Linked DNA regions of Homo sapiens: region 1 is linked to region 2. The links are chromatin contacts, found by Hi-C or POLR2A ChIA-PET in ENCODE. All regions are on one chromosome and are shown on one strand. Each heading gives the region's core, a stretch centred on a gene start or an enhancer-like site at or near the end of the contact. The rest is flanking DNA. Distances are from core to core; before and after follow the strand shown.

Region 1 (3,191 bases), core at 426-2,925, 520 kb after region 2:
CTCATATCCAAAATAAAGAACTGCTGCAAGTCAGTAACAGAAAGATCAACAGCCAGCCACCAAAGATTACATATTATTCCATTCATATAGAATTTAAAAATGGGTAAAATTTCCATTAATGGTAACAGAAGTCGGAATAGTGATTATCTTTGAGTGGAGTATTACAGAGAAGGACTACAAGGGGAGGTGCTGGGCTGATGGAAATGATCAGTATCTCAATCTCAGTAATGATTCCACAGATGTATACAACGGATTTTATGTAAAATTCATCAAGTTGTATACTTTGTACACTTTGCAACAGATAAGTTTGAGTTCAATAAAAAAGGGGGTGGGAATCGAGGCTGTTTAGGTCACATACTCACTCCTGCATCCAAGGGAATAGTGTGTTGATTGGCTTGGGACGGGGTCCTATGGCCCATCCTGAGGGCTGAGGATGGAGCCCACCCAGACCAAAAATGGACAGAGGAGGGAATCTCCAAGGGGGATTGAAAAGTATTTGCAGAAGATGAGGAAAAAGATGTTCTAAGGGAGACAACTAATTTCTAATGGTCAGGACAGAGGTGGGCCTTACCTTTAGCAAGTGGAGCTGGAAAATATAGGAGAGAGAGAAAGACAGAGACACAGAGACAGAGAGACAGGGGCAGAGAGATGCAGAGTAACCAGCCGTCGGCTTTCCAATTCTTTGTTCTCACTCCTGTGAGTGAAGCTGCACTTCCTATGTGGGGGTTCTGAAAGGTTTCCCTGTATCTGTGGGGGAACTTGTTATTCTTTTTGACCATCTGGCATTTTGAGCCTGCTTTTAATTGTTTGGGGAAGTTCCCCACCTTATGAATCTTGACAGGAGGCAGAGTTGCCTCCCACTCTCAGTGCTGAAAATGCCAGTGTTCATGATCTAAGCTCAGCCAAGGAGACAGCAGCGCTCCAGAATCACAGAGACCACAGGGCACATCGGTGTGGAGGACTTGGTCATAGAAGAGTCTAGTCCAGCAGTGTCACAGCAGGCCAGTGTTCACAGGGTCAGAGGAGCGAGCAGCAGCAGCCGGCGCCCAGCAGCATAGCCCTGCAGTCCTCACGCCCCATTCTAAGGTGTGACGTTTGGCCCTTTTGCCAGCTGGCAGGCCCCACATCTGATCCTCCATCCTTCCTGCCAATCCTGTACCCCAGTCTATATCCTTTCAATAGTTCCTTTTTGGCCTAAACCAGCCAATCCATGTACACTGCTTGAAACCAGGAATCCTAACTGATAATAACATGCTTTCAGAAAATTCCCCCTTTTAGTTTATACAGAGAAGCAAAGCCTGAATCCAAAAGAATGCTTCTACTGTGTGAATTTTCCACACCATCATATGGTCACAAGGAAGGTGTCTGCTGGCAAAAGACCCTTAACACCCTACAAATCACATGACAGGAGGAAAGGGGGACAAGCCAACGTGTGAATTGCAGTTAGGTCCTCAACTCACCTTATGTTCAGTTCTCATCGTAAACCCACAGGATAGGTATTGTACTAGTGTGCTCAGGCTGCCATCACAAAGTACCACAGACTGGAGGGCTTAAACCACAGACATTTTTATTTTCTCACAGTTCTGGAAGTAAGAAGTCTAAGGTCAAGATGCCAGAAAATTCTGTTTCTGGTAAAACCTCCCTTCCTAGCTTGCAGACGGCCACCTTCTCACTGTGTCTTTGCATGGCCTTTCCTCTGTGTGTGCACAGAGGAAAAGATCTCTGGTATCTCTTCCTCTTCTTACAAGGACACCAGATTAGGGCCCCACCTTCTATGACCTCATTTAACCGTTACCTTCTTGGAGGCCCTGTTTCCAAATACAGTCATACTGCAGGTTAAGTCAATAAATGAATTATTGGGGGACGCAATTCAATCTGTAACAAGTATTGTCTCAATATTGCAAACAAGAAACATGAGGTTAAAGTTCTTGTCCAAGATCTAGATAAAGCCTTGGCACTTTTCAGTCTGCTTATGGTTTTCAGTCTTTCTTATCAAATCTTGGAAATTCAAGCTTCAAAGTATGAAGTAGAAGAAAAGTATGGTGTATCATAGAGCAGTGAGAAATGAATGAACCTGAGATGAAGCCAGTGTGACTGTCTGCCAGTCAGCCCTGGAGCGAGGGGATGGAATAACCCAGATATATCCACTGGCTCCTCTCCAAGCTTCAGCCATGCCATGGCTGGCACATCACTGCCTCGTAGCAGCTTGGGTCCTGTGTTTGGGTCCTGACTCTCATATGACTTTGTGAGTGCTGGCAAAGACTCCCTCCTTGACCAAACTTTAGTCGGGTTCCCTGAAGCCTTCTTCTCAACTAGGCCTTGCCCTTGACCTGATGAGCCAAGTTTTAGCAATGAATCTTGTTAAGTCCATTTACTGAGATTCTCTCACCCTCAACATCCAATCAAGCTCCTCTTCCTCCACCTAATCAAGTTCCTGTTAGTAATTTTCCATCCACTCCCCCAGCGTGCTGATTGGCTGTAAATCCCCCCTTATCCCTGATGTATTTGGGTTTCAATCCTCTCACCTATTGCAATAATCTTGACCCTTACTGCAATAGCCTTGAATAAAGTGTTCGTTGCTGTTTTTCACAGATATCAGGATAATTTTTCTTTAACAGTTTATTAGGGGCAAGACCACGTCTCACATTTCTCCTTACATATCTCCCCAACACATAGTTGTGCCTCAGCTGGTGCACTGTCAAGAGGCAAGTGAGTGGGTGGGAGGATGGGTGACACCTGAAAGTCCCATGGCCTAGCTACAGAGAAAAGTCAAAGAGCACCTTGAAGCCTATGAAGAATGGACAGTGGGATGAGCCTTAGGAAAAGGAAGATAGAAGAGAATAAAGGGAAGAAAACAGAGGGTTCCTAGCAGCATGTCAGACTCAATCGGAACCACCCTTACACTATCAATTTGGGACACTCCAGGAGCAAAGGGCCCCAGTCTTGATGGCCTGAGGGCCCCAAGTCCAAGGGGCAGCACTTGGCAGAGGGACAAACACTGGATAATTATCCTGGCCCTGACTTTGGTGTTCTCAGCTCTGCGACGTTAGGCAAATCAGCTAACCTCTGTGACCCTCAGCCTTTCCATGCATGAAATGACAGTAACAATGGCTCCCTCACAGGTGCAAGTAAGAATGTAAGTGAAACAATTTGTTTTCTTTTTTAGTATGCTTGATATTTACTGAGAAGAA
Region 2 (3,487 bases), core at 252-2,751:
TCAAAAGGACCTCCTAGCATTCCAAGTAAACAGAAACATCCAGATTTCAGTAAAGATTAAGACGAGACTTTCTGATAAGATTTGATACGTCGAGATCACCTTTGTGGCCAGATAACAATAAAACTCTTTTCCTGCAGTAAACTAACTACCTAGGCTACACAAATAATGTGAGAAATAGTTTCCAAAAATAAATAAAAATACTAAAATATAAATTAACATTTACAAAGAACTGCAACCAAATGACCATTAAACAAATACTTTCTGAAGAAAAGATGTAAAATGAATCAAAACATAAAAATTATAAAACAGTCTTATGATCTTATGATATACATAAATTACCTTTATGTTTAAAAAATCAGTAACTGGAAAGTTGTTATTTTCTGCCAATTTGTGATTTTAACCAATTTGTTTTGGTTTGTAAAGAAAGGGGTGGAAGAATACATAGCAAACGGATAATACTGTCCACTTCAGGGAAAGGATCAGCAAGGGACACAATGTTTTATTCGCTTGTATTGGTTTTCAGCCAATTTATGATTTTAACCAATTTGAGCAATTCAGTTGGATGGAGAAATTTTAGCTGTAAAATCAATACGAGAAAGTTGTTCATTTTCCCCAATGCTGATACAAGATCAAAAGACTTTCACATGCATGATTTCCAAAATGACTCAGTGAAATATAGAAATAAGACCTTAGAGCTGATGATTGACTGGTAGAAGGGGGTTTTCATTCTCTTATCTGGTGTAGCATGCCTTTGGATGTCCCTGTGTTTTAGGGCAGTATAAACAGTATTAATACATGATGACTTGGCTGTTGAACAAAAAGGGCCTGAGATATGGGCAATTGTGTGGTGAGAGGTATTCTTCAAAGACAAGCTCTTCAAGATGATTTCCTGCAGAGAATCCTATCAAGCCTGAATGAACAATGCAAGGGGTGACTGTCTTACAAGCTTCAGCGCAAAACATTTTGGTACCACAGTCTGTGGGTTGTTCACCTGCAGGACAGTAGCAAGGTAAGTCATAATAAAGCACTCTAGTGAAAAAAGAAGTGTCCACACAAGCTGAAGAGCAGATATGGGGTGTGTCAACAACACTGTCATATGATATGTGTTCCAAATTTCTTTGGTGGAAACACAGATGCAAAGATATTAACCGAAAGAGAGAGAAAAAGAGAGAGAGCGCGAGAGAGCGCGAAAGCCAGCTGAAACATTTTTATAGATCATTATGATATTAATTCCCCAGACTCAATACCACCAAAACTAGAAAAGGAAACCTGATCAAATTCTTTGCAAATTCTGAGTCATGAAAAACTTGTGAATAGTACTGTACATTTCAGATTACTAAATTAGAGCTCATCGGAGGATTTATATGACTGGTTACTGGTGAAAAGATCAGAGAATGTCCTTTCATCCATCAGTACTAACTGAAAAGGGAGTCGATTTTTTATAAGCAAAGGCAACAGGCTGAGCCATGTGTATTTCCTGAGGTGTTGCTTTGACATTTGAAAGTGAAACTCGACACTAGAAGCTTAGATGCGTCCGGTGAAAAACAATCTGTGAGCTGTGAAACTGCAAAACAATTCTGTGGATCATTCAGTAAAGTCATTTCTTCCTTTGGTTTCCTTTAACAATAGTACTATGATATTGACAAACTTGCTCTATTTGGGTGTTTTCTTTCTATTTTCTATTCTTTTGAGTGTTAATGAATTAAGGTGTCCATGAAATTAAACTTTTGGTGATAGAAATATAATTATTATAACTTTTATATTTACTAAAACTCTCTGCTTAATAAAATTTATGAAGGTAATGTATGTTTGGTGTAAGTCAAACAAATACAAGTGAATAAAATATTGTCTCCCTTGCTGATCCTTTCCCTGAAGTGGACAATATTATCAGTTTGCTATGTATCCTTCCACACTTATATTTATGTCTATAAAATGTATGTGGATTAATTTGCAAAAATGGCGAAGCATTCTTCTCATCCCTGTAGCATCTCCTTTTTGTAGTGCAGCTTTACTGCTCCTCCCACCAAGGAGTGGAGTCTATTTCTTCACCTTTTGAACTTGGGCTTGGCAGGGATGAATTCCTTTATATCACTGGGACATGACAAACAAAAATGATGACAAATGTGACATTGGGACAACAAATATGATGAAAACCACTTGCCTTGGGGCTTGTCATAATCACCATGGGAATTCTATTGTATCCATAGTTATGCATACAGCCCTCTAAATCATGAAACACAGTAATGTGTTTAAAAAGATTTCTGAAGTCATTGGTTTGAAGGAATAGATCTTGTAACAAGTGTTGTGGGATCTTGGGATATATATGCAATAAAATCTCTGAAATCTTTAGCTATTCACCTGTAAATATATGCTTTATTTTTAAGAGGACAAGAATTGTTATATGAGTCATGTAAGAATATATGATCCCTTTCCTTTAAAGGCTTTTGAATATAGCTGAAAAGATGAAGGTATTACAACACTCGCTTTTCATGTTTTTATACTCTATTCTCCATTTCAGCCAGTGCTCCATTCCCACAAATTTCCAAGTTTCCCATGCTTGCTTCGTCTTCTCATCTTGTAGGGACCATATAGGAGAGTGATGTGATAAATTAATTTACACTAACATGACAGGATTTTATTGGTTATTCTTTTGATGTGTATAATTGCCTTTTAAAAGAAACCTGGAGAGAGACTAACTAGAGCTTAATTGAAAGGCATGAAGTGATAATGATGGAATTTTAGGCCATAAATATCTGAATGTTGAAAGTTTACACCCAATTTCTTCCACCTGTCAGCCTGCCCTTAATACCTTCTTAGATAAAACAGTATTATTCCTTACTCCAGGATTAAATTATATGTAATTTGAGATACAATTTTTTTTATTTTATTAACAGAGGTGATACAAGAGTAGAAGAAATTGTAGTAACATATTTATAATCAGAACTAGGAATATTGACCACTAATGTAGTCAAAATAATTTTTTCATAACTGTCAGGAGAGGGAAAAACCAACATGTGCCTCAACACAAATACTATATACAAATAGTTTAGTATATTGAAGCACTAGAACCAATCAGATCATTTTTCAAGATGTATGCAAAAATTACAATAGCATCAGCTTATTAGTAACAACATTCACAAGACGGTTACTTCACTGCAACTCACCTTAAGCATGGTCAGCTATTATACATGTATAGATGCTTAGGGACCAGTAGTGTTATAGCTAGATAAGATGATTGATTAATTGATTGACCGATACATAGAGAGATAAATAGGACAGAGACTACAGTGAGCTTTATGTATATTCCACTTAAGCCATATAGTCCAATGACCATACATTGGACCTTGATATCACCCACCTGAAATCTCTCCTGAAATCTTTATTTTTCTTTTTTTAATTTTTGTGGGTATATAGTAGGTGTATATATTTATGCAGTATATGAGATATTTTGATATAGGTGTAGAATGCATATTAATCACATTAGGGT

Evidence for each region. A loop is a pair of places that touch in the nucleus more often than their neighbours do. ChIA-PET counts read pairs that join two places held with the same protein, here RNA polymerase II (POLR2A). Pooled maps may share reads with other maps.
Region 1: a map with no recorded cell type shows a loop between it and region 2 (9-fold over the local background). The contact joins two enhancer-like sites. A Hi-C loop is called at or near these places in 2 of 168 maps with a recorded cell type or tissue (B cell and IMR-90), 14 of 37 single-sample maps with no recorded cell type and 9 of 50 pooled maps. POLR2A ChIA-PET finds 5 or more read pairs at or near these places in 5 of 52 experiments (AG04449, BJ, Panc1 and 2 more).

Annotation. Positions count from the first base shown.
Region 1 is chr1:173,412,601-173,415,791 of GRCh38, forward strand. The region is part of intron 2 of LOC100506023 (a long non-coding RNA gene); the gene reads right to left. It also overlaps a transcript of TNFSF4 not described here. Among named protein-coding and RNA genes, the nearest start is that of PRDX6-AS1, 47 kb to the right of the region's middle. RefSeq lists enhancers at 1,204-1,253, 1,834-1,993, 2,054-2,103. Within about 2 kb of position 1,676, at least 4 of the 41 ENCODE cell types and tissues checked have a DNase peak (open chromatin) inside an H3K27ac peak, as active enhancers do; they include B cell, where a contact is called at or near this core.
Region 2 is chr1:172,893,855-172,897,341 of GRCh38, forward strand. No RefSeq gene overlaps it. Among named protein-coding and RNA genes, the nearest start is that of TNFSF18, 160 kb to the right of the region's middle. Within about 2 kb of position 1,502, at least 7 of the 41 ENCODE cell types and tissues checked have a DNase peak (open chromatin) inside an H3K27ac peak, as active enhancers do; they include B cell, where a contact is called at or near this core.